Regions from separate parts of the Mus musculus genome. Here region 1 is linked to region 2. A link is a contact called in ENCODE Hi-C or POLR2A ChIA-PET data. All regions are on one chromosome and are shown on one strand. Each heading gives the region's core, a stretch centred on a gene start or an enhancer-like site at or near the end of the contact. The rest is flanking DNA. Distances are from core to core; before and after follow the strand shown.

Evidence for each region. Hi-C counts contacts between places; a loop is a spot of excess contacts on that map. ChIA-PET counts read pairs that join two places held with the same protein, here RNA polymerase II (POLR2A).
Region 1: POLR2A ChIA-PET joins it to region 2 with 20 read pairs in embryonic stem cell. The contact joins the promoter of Fam72a here to the enhancer-like site in region 2. A Hi-C loop is called at or near these places in 7 of 37 maps with a recorded cell type or tissue (gastrocnemius, heart and left cerebral cortex). POLR2A ChIA-PET finds 5 or more read pairs at or near these places in 4 of 5 experiments (Patski and embryonic stem cell).

The regions. Positions count from the first base shown.
Region 1 is chr1:131,522,513-131,529,584 of GRCm38, reverse strand. It overlaps Fam72a (family with sequence similarity 72, member A), which reads right to left and starts at 1,682. Exons shown (of 4, transcript NM_175382.4): 1 at 733-1,682. The coding sequence starts at 884. Srgap2 (SLIT-ROBO Rho GTPase activating protein 2) reads left to right here and starts at 2,224. Exons shown (of 23, transcript NM_001081011.2): 1 at 2,224-2,352; 2 at 3,992-4,647. The coding sequence starts at 4,581.
Region 2 is chr1:131,489,758-131,497,190 of GRCm38, reverse strand. All of the region lies in intron 2 of Srgap2 (SLIT-ROBO Rho GTPase activating protein 2), which reads left to right. Among named protein-coding and RNA genes, the nearest start is that of Srgap2, 34 kb to the left of the region's middle. Within about 2 kb of position 4,649, at least 1 of the 3 ENCODE cell types and tissues checked has a DNase peak (open chromatin) inside an H3K27ac peak, as active enhancers do; it is gastrocnemius, where a contact is called at or near this core.

The DNA of each region.
Region 1 (7,072 bases), core at 433-2,932, 35 kb before region 2:
TCCACTGTGATTATAATTCCAATAGAGAAAAACAAGCAATACAGAAAACCTGATTCTATGCTAGACTCCAACATGTAACAACCCAACCTGAGACTTCCTTATGACCACAGTTTTATGTTGAAGAGATAGAATATTTCAGATTTTTACGTGAGCATATCTAACTAAAACAACATTGGGATCATAGAACCTTTGGGACATTTGGTTTTACGGTTTTATTATCTACTGCTATTTCGTTATACAAGTGCACCTACACAAACAAAATAACACCTCATTTACCTTGGTAATAAATGATGACTACCTAAGCAAATTCACAAAATATTTCAAAGGGGTGCAGAGGCTCTATGTATAGTTTTACTTCCTTATGTTTTAAAATGCTCAAGTTTGCTATCTTTATTAACCATGAATTTCACTTTAAATGAATCATTACACACTTCTTTCCAAGTGGCTGTTAAAGACTTGCTTCAGTGAGGAAGGGTGTTTGGACATGGCATTGAGCCTTAAGAGTCAACATAAGGGATGCACAGACACATGACTCTAAGGGCCTGGAAGAGTGACCTCAGTACTGACCACGCTGGGCAAACCACAGGCTTTGTCCAGACAGTCTGCCCACTTAGATAAACTCCAAGGGAATCATCAGACTGGTGGGAGTGGCTAGAACACCAAATGATAACCTTGACTCCCAGGGACCCATGCCATCCACTGTCCAGCTAAAGGGCCACCCGTCAGACTTACTTGGTAGGAGGGATGTCTGTAGAGAAAAGGTCTATGTCAGTATCAGCCAGCAAAACAGCCTTCATTCCCCTAGAGCTGAGAACTTGTTTACAGAATTTGCAACACAGGATGGATACGCATCGGTCTTTGAAAGTACAGTTGTTGGTAGACATAGCGTCCCACGTTGAAAGAGGTGCAGAATTTTGAAAGGGGAAACTTTGATTTCCTCAGGCTAACAATCAAGACGGAAGGCCTCTCGTTCTCTACGCTCTAAAACTGGGAAGAGAGTCCTATTTTCCTGGTGGAAAGGGAAACTTAGTATTTATTGAGTAGGAAGAGCAAATTTTACTTCCTTTTGACTTGGGGAGGGAAGGGAAATGGAGTTCAAGGTGGGGAGAGACAAGTGGAGTTGAAGGGAAACTTCCGCAACAGGTTTAACTTTCTCTGGTCTTCAAGAATCTTCTACTCTTCAGCTCCGACCCCGGCTCCGGAATTGGGCGATTTCCCAGTTCCCAGCGGGCTTCTTCCCTTTAAAGCCTCGCCTCTCTGACCACTCCCAGCGCGAGCTCCGCCCGCAGAGCGCTCCAATTCTTGCTCAGCTCCACGCGGCTTCTTCGTAGGATTCAACGCCCCTCAGCCCTTTCCACGCGGGCTCTGGCCCCGTCCCGCTCCCTCTTCTCGGAGCTCGCCCGTGGGCTTTCTCCCTTGCACCACGGCTCTCGGCGTCCTCTCCCGGCCGAGCTCTCGCACTTGCGGCCCGTAACCCGTAAGGTCTCTTCCACAGCGGTCGCTCCGAAGTGAGCAGCGGTGTAGCGAGGTGGAGGGGAGAAGCCTCGGAATAGGCTCAGTTCGCGCTGCAGTCAGTCAGCGAACACGCCGGGTTTTGCTCTTTCTTCCGCTTTCTCTGCTTTTTCTAACCCGCTGTCAGTTTGAATTGCCTGCGCCGAGCAGGGATTGGGAGGACTAGAATTTGCCCCAGACCCACATTGGAAGGCCAAGGGCCTTCTCCTGACGTGAGCTCAGAGGCCACGCCCCAGTAACGGTGCCGATATCAGATCGGCTCTCTGATTGGTTAATATTAGCTCAGCCCCTAAGATCATTGGCCAGCATCTGCTCGGCTTAAACCCTCCCCCCTGTGAACTTGGAAGACACACCCCGAGTTTCTTATTGGTGGATACACTAAGGTCCAGGCCGTTCTCTACTATTTATTGGCTGAACTTCCCTCCTCCCTTTCCCGGTCCGATTGGTCCCGTCTTCTCTTGAGAGTTTGTGTTTGGCTGTCGCTTCCATTTTATCCCGCCCATCAGCTTTACTTTAGGCTTCCACAGGCCGGGGAGGAGCTCACTCTAGGACTGCGCCTAGGCAGCTAGTGTTCGCCACACCTCTAAGTTTCGTCAGCCCCGCCTCTACTCCTGGCGTCTATGGATCAGTTGTTCCTATTGGCTATAGTCCCCGTCAGTCGCTATTAGGCGGGCGGTGATTGGCAAAGGGGTGGGTTCAGCTTCCCGGCGGGGTCTTGCGGAGTTGGCGGAGTCTCCTTAGGGAACTGGGGGGCCGAACTGCGTAGAAGAGGGTGGCGGGGAGGAGAACGCTAAGTGGGAAGCGGAACCTTGGGCCTGGGACCGGTCGCGGCAGAGCCAGGTAAAGGCTCCTTCTCCCCTTCCCTCCCCGTACGCCCGGCTGCTGCTGCTCTGACTGAACAAACCGGGACTGGGCGGGTGGACGCGTTGCGGATGCTGCTGCTTTCGGCGCCGCCTTAGCCGTGTCGCCGCCCGCGGTCCTCATACCGCCCTCCCCGGCCCTCCAAATCCCCCAGTGCAGCCCATAATACTTCTCGGGACTGTTCATCTCTCCGCCCATCCCTGCACTGCCGAGGACGGTCCTCACGCGGCGACACCGCCCTCCCGCAGCCCCTTTGCACACGGTTGGCCGGGTCCACCTAGGGGCCTCGCCGTAACGGTCCGCTGGTCTCGTCCCTGGTCTCCTAGCCTTGGCTGCCAGCCCAGGACCCGGAAAGATGGGGTGTTCCTCACGGCTTGCAGGGTGCTTTCTCCGTCCAGCCCTCCAGTCTGTCTCCCAGGGCTTCTCCACCCACTCTGATACCCAAACCTCATGCGGGTCCCGAAAGTTGCCAACATCCTACACTTCACGTTGCAGCGGTCCACCGCGGTTTCCCTCACTGCCTCGCCCCCAAAGCCGTCCTCTCGGCGCCCTCTCTGGTCGTCCAAGCTTGGGCGGCTCGAGCTGGCCCGGGCTCTCTCCTGCCTCAGGACCCCACCTCACGCCCGCCTCCTGCTTCCTGTCCTCCCGCACCGCGCGGCCTCTGCTCGCTCTTCCTGCGCGCGGCCCTTCCTCCAGCCGCCGGGAGTAGGCGACACTGCCTGGAGCCGCTTGTGCGCCGGCGGGGACAGGGCGGCCTAGGAGGCAGGGGCCCGCCGCAGCATTGGAGCTCTTCCCTCAGCCTCCTTGCCGCCGCCTCTCGCGCCTCCCGGAGCGACTCTCACTGATGCCTCCCACCCGACTGGGATTGGGTGCGGTATTTGTGATCCCTAGGCTTGGGGGACAAAAAAAATACTGGGGGGGGGGTGCCATTTAGAGTCACTCTCATACCTGGCTTGGGGAAGGCTACCGCCGCCTGCCGCCTCCCATCTCCGGGTTTTCCCGGTTTAGACCCTCGCCTCTAGCTCGTTTCCTGCTTCTGCCGACCACATTGTTTTCCTGGATGTCCCGTGCGGAGCGGGCCCTTCCTGCAGCGTCCCCCCTCCACCCCCCTCACCCCCCTCCCCGGTTTTGCTGCCAGGAGAAGCTAGTTACCAAAAACAAAACAACTGGGAGGAGGGGTGGCAGGGGAAGAAAAGTTGTGCCCATCTGGTTGTCCCCTCTGGTATGGATCCTGTAGATGTCTGGGAGGTGCCCCAGCCGGAGGTCAGGGGCCGCGTCGCGGGCTAGGCGGGAGGACCCCTCTTGGGCTAGCAGGGTTGGGAAAGCGCCGAGGTGCCGCAGTCCCCACCCGCAGCTCAGCTTTCCCGCCGCAGTCTCCGCCCGGAGCACGCGCTGCCGGCTGCTCCAAAGTGTTCTCTTTCTGCCTTAAAACCTGGAGGGAACATTTTTCCTCCCTACATTGATCGCCACGCCGGGTCTTCGGGCGGAGCGGGCGTTGTTAGGCCAAGATGAATGGGCCAAAGCTGGACTTGGAGTGTCATCCCCGACCCCACCCCTGTTGCGATTAGGATCTTCCCTCCGACTGATCGCCCCCTCCCCCCTTTTCTTGCATTTACAGGCTAGTGAACCGGAGCAAAGACTTCCGACCCACTCTGCGCTGCAGCGGCACCCTTTTGGGATTTGATTTGCAGAATCTTTGAGCTGGTAACACACACACACACACACACACACACACACACACACACAATCCCGCGAAGAACGCCTAGCCCTCCTCTGGCACCCCAAGACAAACCCACTCCCTCCTAGGGACACAGCTGGGCGCGTCCACACCCCCGCATCCCCTACACCATGTTGTGCGGAAGGACTTCCACTCCCAGCCTGTGTCGTTGATGTCAGACCCCAGGCCAGCCTCCGGGCGCTGCAGTTCTCCTGGTTAATGCTGCGGTTGTGGTTAGGGCTTTAGTACTTAAGCCAGCCGCCGCCGCCCCCCACTTCCCCACCCCCGGCCTCAGCGCCCACAGTCTGCATGTGTGTGCAGTAGCCGGCTGCCCATCCCGCCGCTCGTGTTCTCCTGGAGCTCTGGATACCACCGCGGGGCATTTCTCTGCCTGTGGGAGAAGTGGCCTTGGAGGCATTGATATCAGTGGTTGGATTTTTCCCGTGGATCTATCAATTCACAATTCGGATTTGGAAGAAAGAAGGAAAACATGACGTCTCCAGCCAAATTCAAAAAGGATAAGGAGATCATCGCAGAGTACGATACTCAGGTCAAAGGTAAGGATTTTGAAAATTAGCATAAAGCATATGTTCTGCGGACTGGTGAAGCATGCGTTTCCACCCCAATTTTCAGGGCGTTTGTTTCTTGGGTGGAGCAGGTGGTAAGTTGACCCCAGAGGTGGTTTCATAGGTGGATCAGCAGTGTCAGGGGCCATAGGCACTAGAAGAGGGCTTTAGGAATATCTTTGTGGGGCTGACCATTAATTTGGCAGTTTTTTCCCAAAGGCTGGGCAGGGTGGGGGAGGGGCAGGAGGTTCTCCGGGGAGAGAGAGAGAAAAAAAGCTGCTATTTGCCTTTGGGTGTCTTGAGTCAAGCTTCCTTGAAGGACAGCTGAAATCTGACAGGTGTTTGGACATTTATTTCAAAGGTTGTAGAGAAGCCCAGGTGGAAAGGCAACCTTGGGAAGGGGAAACCATTTGGAGAGACCTGGGAGAGGTGGGGTTTTTCTGGTACTGTATTAAAGCTTGAGATTTGCCAAGACACTGAATTCAGGAAGTCCCTAGCCATATTGGGTGTACCTAGTACTTGTCTGGCCCGTGGTCACCCTGCATACAATCAAAGATCACAGACCAGAAAGAATAAGGCCATCCAAACTGGTTTCCACCCCTCACTTAAACCTTAACAGAGTTAGGCTGTTAGGTTCTCAGAGTGGTGCTGAAACTGGAAAATAGGAAGACATAATTGTTTAACCCTTCTGCGTTGTTGCCCTCTGCTCCAGAATACATGCTTTTTAAAGGTCCATTTCCTTTCAGCAAAAACGTGAAGGGATAAGGCAGAATGTGGACCTGGAGAAATCAAGTGTTGTCTCCTCATCTAGTCCACTGCTTAAATTGGCTTCTCAAATCGAAACCTATACCCACATGGCTTTCCCTTCTCGGGCATTTCCCTTAGGAGGTGTCATGCCAGTGAAGGAGCCCTAGTCTGTGTTTGTGCAAGGCACTGCCCCTTTCTGACCAGTCACTGGGAAGAGCCATGTGGCTACAGTTCATTGAGACCTTAGCTGGGAAGTGGGAGAGGTGGGTGGCCTTGAATGTTAAACCACATGGTTGGAACTCTGGGTTTTTCCTTTGTTTCAGAGTAGAGAGGGAGGGGCCCCTACTCCATTCCCTGCACCAATGCAAGGAGACCTTTTTCTATCTTAGAGGACTTGGTAAAGACCATGTCTCCCCTCTGATGATTGCCTTGGATGTGGGTTAGAGGGAGAGTGTGAAATGGGTAGTCCCTTTTATCTCTTAGAAGGTTGAAAGGCAGTTTGAAGTCATCATTGTGTCTTCAGGATTTTTTTTTAGAATATATATTATCAGTTTGGTCAATGCAGGAGATGCCCTAAGGGACCTTCAATCCATTTGACTGCAAATATTGGTCAGATTTATTACAAGAATGGGGTAGTTGAATGCTGAGAGCTCCAGTTGGATTGGAATTGAGAGAGGTGTGGTTGTGAGTTATAACTGAGGTCCTGGCCTCTTGTCATTATTCATAATCCCAGCCTGTTTTTGTAAACAATGGCCACTGGCCTCTATGTCCTGTCCAGATGCAGCACATTCTGCTCTTGTAATGCACTCCCTGTGGTTTTAGCCAGATATATCATTGAAAAAATACATCCTATTCTTAACTGTTGCCATAGGGAGTGTTAATAACTTTGTCTTTCCCAGGTGGTTCTCCATAAGCACACATTTGACTAAGATGAAAAGTGATTTTTTTATATGTTGGTGATTTTTTTTTTTAAGGTTCAGGGCTAACAGGTATCAGAATTTGCTGATTTTTTAAAAATTGGTAATAGGCTTCTTATGAGTGTCTCAAAAATTAAGTACTTTGCGTATTTACAAATATTGCTCATTGAGATGATGTAATGCACTTAGCTATTTGGAGTTTCTCTTCAACCCTGCCACAGACTAGAGACCGTTTTGTGTGTGTGTGTGTGTGTGTGTGAGTGTGTGTGTGTGAATATTTTTCCATTGACTATTCAGGAATGTAGAATTTGGTAGGTGGCTGACCCTGAGTTCTCGCTGGAGGAGGTACCCATGAATGCTTTTGGAACTGACTTGGTTTAGTCCCTCAGTTTACAGCTGAGGAGGAGGTAGAGAACTGGAGAGGTTTGTTCAAGGTCACACAGCTAGGTGGTAGCTGTGTAGAAGGTAGGAGTAGTTTGACAGACTTCTGTACCTTCCCAGTAAAAATATCATCTGTTCATGGTGAAAACAATTCTTAAGGCAAGTGTGTGTGATCTGTAATAGTGATGTATAGCAGCCGTGTGCTAACAGTTTACTTTGGGTGTTCATCATGTACCATGGCACCCCAGTGAGTGGTCTATGTAATTGTCACCTCTCTCCAGGAAGTATTGTCATCTAAGGAAACTGAGGTTATGAGAGGGAAAAAACCCTTTCAAGGTCATACAGTCAAAAGTGGCACCTTCCTTGTTTTA
Region 2 (7,433 bases), core at 3,400-5,899:
AGGCAAGATGTATAACATCTTTTCCCAGGACAGTATTGCTATGTACAGAACAGGCTCTGTCAGGTTTGCAGGTAACACCCACAGTTCTGCAAGGTCCTCTTGAAACTTGCAGATGATCCCTAAGTAGATACTGTAAGCCTGCTTGAACTTCCCTGGGAGAACACTCTTCTAGTTTGACTGCTGCTTCATCTTGACAACATTTTTGTCTTTTTGAGACAAGATCTCATTGTATAGATCAAGCTGGTGGTATGGTGGCATATGTCTTTAATCCCAGCATGTGGGAGGCATGGACATTCATGCTAATCTCACTACATAGTGAGTTCCAGGCCAGCCAGAGCTACATATTGAGGCCTTTTCTCAACAAACAAACAAACAAACAAACAAACAAATAAACAAACTACACCATGGCCAGAAGCATGGGAAGAAAAAGATTTATTTGTCTTATACTTCCTGGTCACAAGCCATCATTGAACTGAAGTAGTAACTAAAGCACAGACCACAGAGAAACACTGATTACTGGCTCTCTTGGGACATGCATTTTTATGCCTGCCCAAGGAATGTACAACTCAGAGTGGACTGGGCTCTCCAATGTCAGTTAATAATCGGATAGCCCATCATAGACAAGCCCACAACCAACTTGATGCAGGCAATTAATTCTTCAACTGAATTGAGGTCCAGTGAGAGACCTTGCCTCAGTAAAATGCAGAGTAATAAAGGTAGAAGACAGCAGATGGCCACTTTGGTCCTCAGGATCCCACACATGTGAACAATGCCTACACAGAAGCATCCAAAATTATCTTACTTTTATGTGGTGTGTTTGTATGCACATGTGTAACATTCCTATTCATTTCCCTTGGAAGAGAAGAATCCACAGTTTGAGGAATGGAATCTGTCTGCTCTCTACATTCTGATCTGATGGTTGTCCTCAGTCTCTAGGTTCCAGTGTTTGGATGCTTATGTGTTGCAGCCAGAAGGCCTATAAAGCCACAGATAAATTTTCATAGAGTTTGGTAAGCAAGGAGGGAGAATATGTTGACTAAAGTCTTCCAGAGGAAATATTTTAGAAACAACCAGAAAATAGGCATAGTTAAACAGAACAGAATTGTCATTCTTTAAGATCACAAAGCAGAGAAGATCCAACTGTTTAGTTAAATAGTTACCTTATATTATATTTGCTTAGTATTTGTGCTTTTAAAAATGGGATCATATATGGGAAGATAACTAAGTTGGTAAAATGCTTTCTGCAGCAATCTGAGGACTGACCTGAGATTAATCCCCAGAACCCACATAAAAATGTCCTTCATGGATAGTAATGAATGCTGAGAGTTGGATACATAGAGTCTCCTCAGTTTGTTATCCAATACTGAATGGTCAGCCCTTAAGTCATAAAAGTGACATTATAGGGAGCAGCTTGTATTTACATATTTAAGATTATATATATATATATATACATATATACACATATGTATATATATATTCTTATATATGAGTGTGTGTGTGTGTGTGTGTGTGTAACAACAATTAATGAAATAGAGGCCATGAATTTGAGATAGAACAAGGGTTATATGATATATGGGAAGAGTTGGAAAGAGGGAAGGGAAGGACAGAAATGATGTAAATATATTTTATTTTCAAACAAAATGCCCTATACAGTAGGCTTGCATTTCTCTGAGCTGGGGAGGCAGAAACAGAGGATTTCTGAGCTTCAAGGCTGCTTGATGATGAGCTCCAGGCCAATGAGAGACTATATCTCAAAGAAAGTGGTCAGTGTTCCTGAGAATGGCACTCAGGCTTGTCCTCTGTCCTCTATGTGTTTATACAGACACACATGCACATATACATGCACATTCACATTTGTCCACACACATCAATCTTAAAAATAAAAATGAGGTTATATGTATTATTTCATTACAGAAATTATTAGTCTCATTTTAAAAGGTGAGAAAACTGAAGCATTAGGCTAAGTGACACTGACAAGTTAAGTAGTAAGGGTAGGAGTAGAATGTAGGACACCTAGTTCTTTTCAAAACAACTTAATTGCCAAGTACCATGGCACATACCTGTAATCCCAGCACTCAGGAGTCTAAAGAGGGAGGATCTAGAGTCCCAGGCTAGCCTGGGCTACATAGGAAGCCTGTGTCTCCAAACCAACCAACCAACCAACCAACCAACCAACCAACCAACCATCCAACCAACTTTATTGAAATGTATGTGATTCTCTCTCTCTCTCAAGCATAACCTTTTAAACTTAAAGTTCAACAAGTTTTCACTAGGATATGTTCTAACTACATATTGAACATTTGTGTCATCCCCCCCCCCCCACACACACACCCTAATGCTTCTTTTCCCTTTGTTCATTGTTTTGTTGCCTCATCCAGTGTTCTTTTCGCACTCCCATACTCTGATTTAACATCTTTCATCTGTATCTTTCTGGAGCAGTCCTGGCTGGCAGTGTGCCAGGTTCATCATGTTGAATTATGAGACTGAATAGGAAGCTAGTGGGGTGGTTATACTATTGAGTTCTTCCTTGGAGGTTTTGCAGCTTCGGGGCATTGAAAGATAATGTGGCTTCTTTCCAGGTGAGCTTGAGAAACTGGACACCCACTCATTGTCTGCACTTGCTTTCCTGTAGCCTGCAGAGTGTTGGAGGAGAGTGGTGGGCTGGTGGAGAAGATGACCTCTAGAGGATGTTCTACTTCTGTATGTCTATTCAGCCTCCTCCTTGGAAACCTGCTCTCTGCTGCTTAGTTGCAGCACCCTGGGGCCTTAATTAGTCTGAATTCCATATCAGGTGACTGAATCCCAAGGGCTTTAAAGATCCCAGCTCTGACAAATGAGCAAACCTTCGGTTTCATAGCTATGTAAAGCAGGTCCTAGAAAAGCCCTTGCTCTGTGTCCATAAGGTTGTAAGTGAGGACAGACACTTTCCAATGTGCTGTTCTCATAGTCCTGGAGTTTGGTCATAGAATCTTGAACATTGCAGAGAATCAGAGGTTTTTCTTCCCAGAAGGTTTTGGCCCTGGACCATAACTGCTCCTAGAGCTGTTATGTGTCAGTATGCTGGCCTTGTTCCTAGCAAAGCGAAGATATGAATACTTTAGCTAAACCTCTATAATGTTCACAGAAAGTAACTCAGAATGCAGTTTTTACTTTTCTAGGTGTGGTTTGCTTCCATATGGTAACTAATTCTGGGTGTTGGGGATCTCTGTGCTATGAAGGTTATCACCTTCATTTGTTTTGGGGCTCTTTGAGTTTTCTGGACCCATCTTTTTAGCCATCATTTCCTATTTGGTACCTTTTGTTAAGGTGAAGCCCCATCTACAAGGTAATAATAGACTCAGATTGCCACTGTAAGGACTCACTCACCTTACTCTTGGTCCCTACAGAATGAATTTTCTTCTAGTTAGCTTACACATTTCTCTGACTCTGAGAACAGTAAAACAGCAACAAAACAGACTAATGCTTCAGCTTCAGGTTTCTCCCTTGCTGGCAACAATCAGAAATAATATTTTGTAGAGAACCTGAGGTACTGGTTTCATTGTACTCCCTTGAGTCTGACTGTCAACAATTGGTGGCCATTCCTTGCTTTCCTCTTTAGTGAGCTGGCTACATTGACTTGGTGAATCTCTGATATTGACTCTTTGACCTCACTGCCCTCTTTCCCGCTGTAGGAACTTTTTGTATTATGGAGACATGAAAAGAGTTGGCTTCCTGTGTTTTTTCTATCAGTAAAGCTTGGTTCTCAGAAGTCTGTGTACTGACTCCGTTGTGCTTTAGGAAGACACAGTGGTGATAAGAACAAAGTAGTTTAAAGCACCACATGTGTACATTGGGGATAACTGCACAGAGAAGGTGTGTGTGTGTGTGTGTGTGTGTGTGTGAGAGAGAGAGAGAGAGAGAGAGAGAGAGAGAGAGAGAGAGAGAGAGAGAGAGAGAGCAAATGGTTGATCATTTTTGCAGGCAAAAAAGACAGGTCTACTTTTGTAGAGGTCACAGGCTATTGCAGTGATTTCTTCTTCATTTCCCACTGGAGTTATGTTTCCAATGGTCCAGGAACATTTCATCTCTTTCCATACTCCAAGAGAGCATATTGTTTCTATAACAATGAAAGAAATATTAAATATTAAGAAAGAAATAGTAAAGATGGCAGGGGAGCTTGGAGCACAAATAGCCAATGCAGGTAGCAGGGAGAAGAAAGGAGGCCCTGGATTTTAAAGGGAAACTTCCCAGAGATACTCTGTAGGTACTGTTGGTTACTCAGGGAGATTGTGAATTTATTAGACAGTTCCTGGTTTTCATTTGGGCTTCATGTGTACCCTTCTTTGGGAACTAGAGAAGGGAACAATAACTCCTCAAGGAGCTGTGGCCGAGCTTCTTATCCGCTGGACCAGACAGAGCTGCTGTCAGTAGCAAGCAGGTTGGTTCAAACATCCACATAGATCTCAGAGTTAGGTGTTATTTCATGTGTTTGTTTAGTGTTTGTTTTTGTCTTGTCTGTTTGTTTCCTTTATTCTGTCCTCCCTGCAATCTAAGTCTTCTCTTTCCACAGGAAGTCTTTGCCACTTCCCTTTTCTGCAGCTGTCCCTGGGTTGCTATGGGCTTCTGTCCCTTCCTTTGTGCTGCTTAGCCCTATCCCTTCTTCACAGACACCCTGGGTGGACAGCGGGTTCTGTTCTGGTGCCCTCTTTCTGGAACGGCTGCACCCCACCAAGACAGATGGCTGTCTAGACTATTTTTAACTGTGTCTGGGGAAGAAGATTCTACTATTTTGAAATCCTTTCCACTGATTGACAGTTCTCAAGTCAGAGTTTCTTGCTAATGCTTGGTTTAAAATCTGACGGTTATAATTGAAAATCTTTTCCTTTTGTTCTTTTAAAATCACGTAGTCGAAGGTGGAGAGGGAGTTTGGAAGTCATTTAGGCCCACCCCTAATGAAGAAAATGAAACCCACCAATTCTTAACTTCAAATTGAAATGGGAAATGTCTTTACATCCTCCCATTGAGAATCCCATCTGTTTTGGGATCTGCTTCTGAAAGCACACATTTGGGTATCATTTTGTGAGAATCAATTTAATTTTCTGGAGAAGAAACAAGTGCTTGTCGAGTTGGAAGTGTAGAATGAAGGCATTAACCGACTTACTCTATTTTGTGTCTAGTGAGAAAGTTAAATGGTGCTTGTAAAATTACCTTGCCATAAAGGTAAAGATTAAACCAACCTTCTAACATATGTGGCCCTTTCTAGTTTCTTCTTTTTTCTATTCTCTCAAACCTTTTGTTTAAAGGGAAAAGGGGGTAGCAGTAGTTGTTTCTCTCCTCTCCACCAGTGTGAACCTCTGTGTGTTAAATATTTGCTGTAATGGCTTTGTCGGGTGACTGAAACTCCTTTGAAGCCCCCTTTACACACAGGGCTTTCTGCTAGTATACACTTCCCTTGATACAAGTCTCTGTACTGCCTCCCTTGACTGACAGCGTCACGATAGCAGATAGCTCTGGTGAGAAATAATGGTGCCTCAGTTTCAGTATAGGATTCTTGTTACGTAGTGTGGACATCCAGCATTCCTTGTAAACCAGCACAACTATCTTAAGTGACACTAAAGGGGCTTGGGAAGGGCTCTCTCTCTCTCTCTCTCTCTCTCTCTCTCTCTCTGTCTCTCTCTCTCTCTCTCTCTCTCTCTGGGTACTTATAGATTTTCTACTTCACCTGAGATGTTTTTAAATAGCAGAGGTCATTTCACATGTGGCCAAACCTTAACACTTAGTACAGGCTGCCAGGAGTCAGTGTACAGATTCTTTTTTACAGACATTAGCATCTCAGTCTCTGGAATAGGGCCAAAATTCAGTATTTTTTACCTGTACTAAAACTATGTGAGGTATTTAATATGTCTCAGGTAATTTTTCTCTGCTACATAATTGGCTTTGTTTAAGGGACATAACCTCATTTTGCTATCAACTTAAGAGAAACATGGAAGTGTATTAGAGACATCTTATCTAGGGCAGTTAGGCTAGTGGTGTGTGTCTGTCACTCTTTCGTTTTCTGGGTTTGAACCTATGATCTCAAATGTGCAGAAAAAGAACTGTACCATTGGAATATCCCTAGCTGTTTTTCATTTTACTATTTTGAGACAAGGTCTCACTAAGTAACTCAGACTGACCTTGAGCCCCTGGTCCTTTGCATCAACCTCCTAAGGCTTTTTTTTAATGAAATAAGTTATTAAATATATTTGAACAGTGAAATGCAGAATGCGTCCAGATTTCTAAGTTTTACCACTGTCCTTTTTTATTGCTGTCTTGCTTACCTAATTCAGCAGCAGTATTTAAAAATACCTGTCTCATTGAATCTTTGCAAAGCATTAAGCTTTTTTTAAAAAATATCTATGGTGATTTTTCTGCACGTCTGCCTGTGCCCCTTGTGTAACTGGTACCTACAGAGGCCAGAAAAGAAGTCAGATTTTCTAGAACTGGAGTTACACACAGTTGTGAGCTTCCATGTGGGTGCTGGGAATTGAACCAAGGTTCACTGGAAGAGCAGCCAGTGCTTGCAACTGCTGGGCCATCTCTCTAGCCCCTTACCTTTTTATTTTTATTTTAATATTTTTTTAATTCATTGCTAATTGGTTAATATGAGTTAATATGTAATTAATGGGTATGCCTATGAACTACTGGCACTAGCAAAGTATGTAGCCTGTTTGTTTGGAGTGCATGTGAGCACATACACGCAATAAAGAGACATATTAGCAAATATCTCAGTGTATATGTGTCTGTATATACACACATTTGTATATGAATATATCTTAACTATATGTATATGGTTGTATGTATGAATGTGTGTACACAACATTCACAAACATAGCTACACACACATACACACTTAGTACAACATTATATACATAGTTGGTTTAACAGCTTTTTTTTTTTTTTTTGCTGTGTATGTAGCACAATATATATAAGATACTGAAAAGCCATGAGAATCTTTATGGTTTAGGAGTCTTGTTAGACCACTTCCTTTTGCTTGCAAGAGAAGCTGAGAGAAAACTGTGGGTCTTTTATACATGGGTTGGAACCACACATTATAGGGAGATCATCTCTTAGTAATAGCTGCCTCTCATTCTTAGAATAAATATAGTAAAAATAATATCAATAACCATTAATATTTGTTAGGCAGTTATTTATGTTCTAGGCACTGTGCTATATGATATATTAATCTCTATGACCATGAATGAAAATACAGCAAGGCATGTTGTGTTATTATTCCCGTGTATAGATGAGGAGTCTTTAGGAGCCAGTGAGGATGTAATAATATAAGGTCTAACCCTTGAACATTCAAATAATTGGTACTGTTTATTTTTCTAGTGGTATTGCTTCATTTTAAGGGTCTGAGGTCCTTCTGGACAGAGTGAAAAGGGTCCTTATGTCCTCGGAGACTGTCTAAAGGG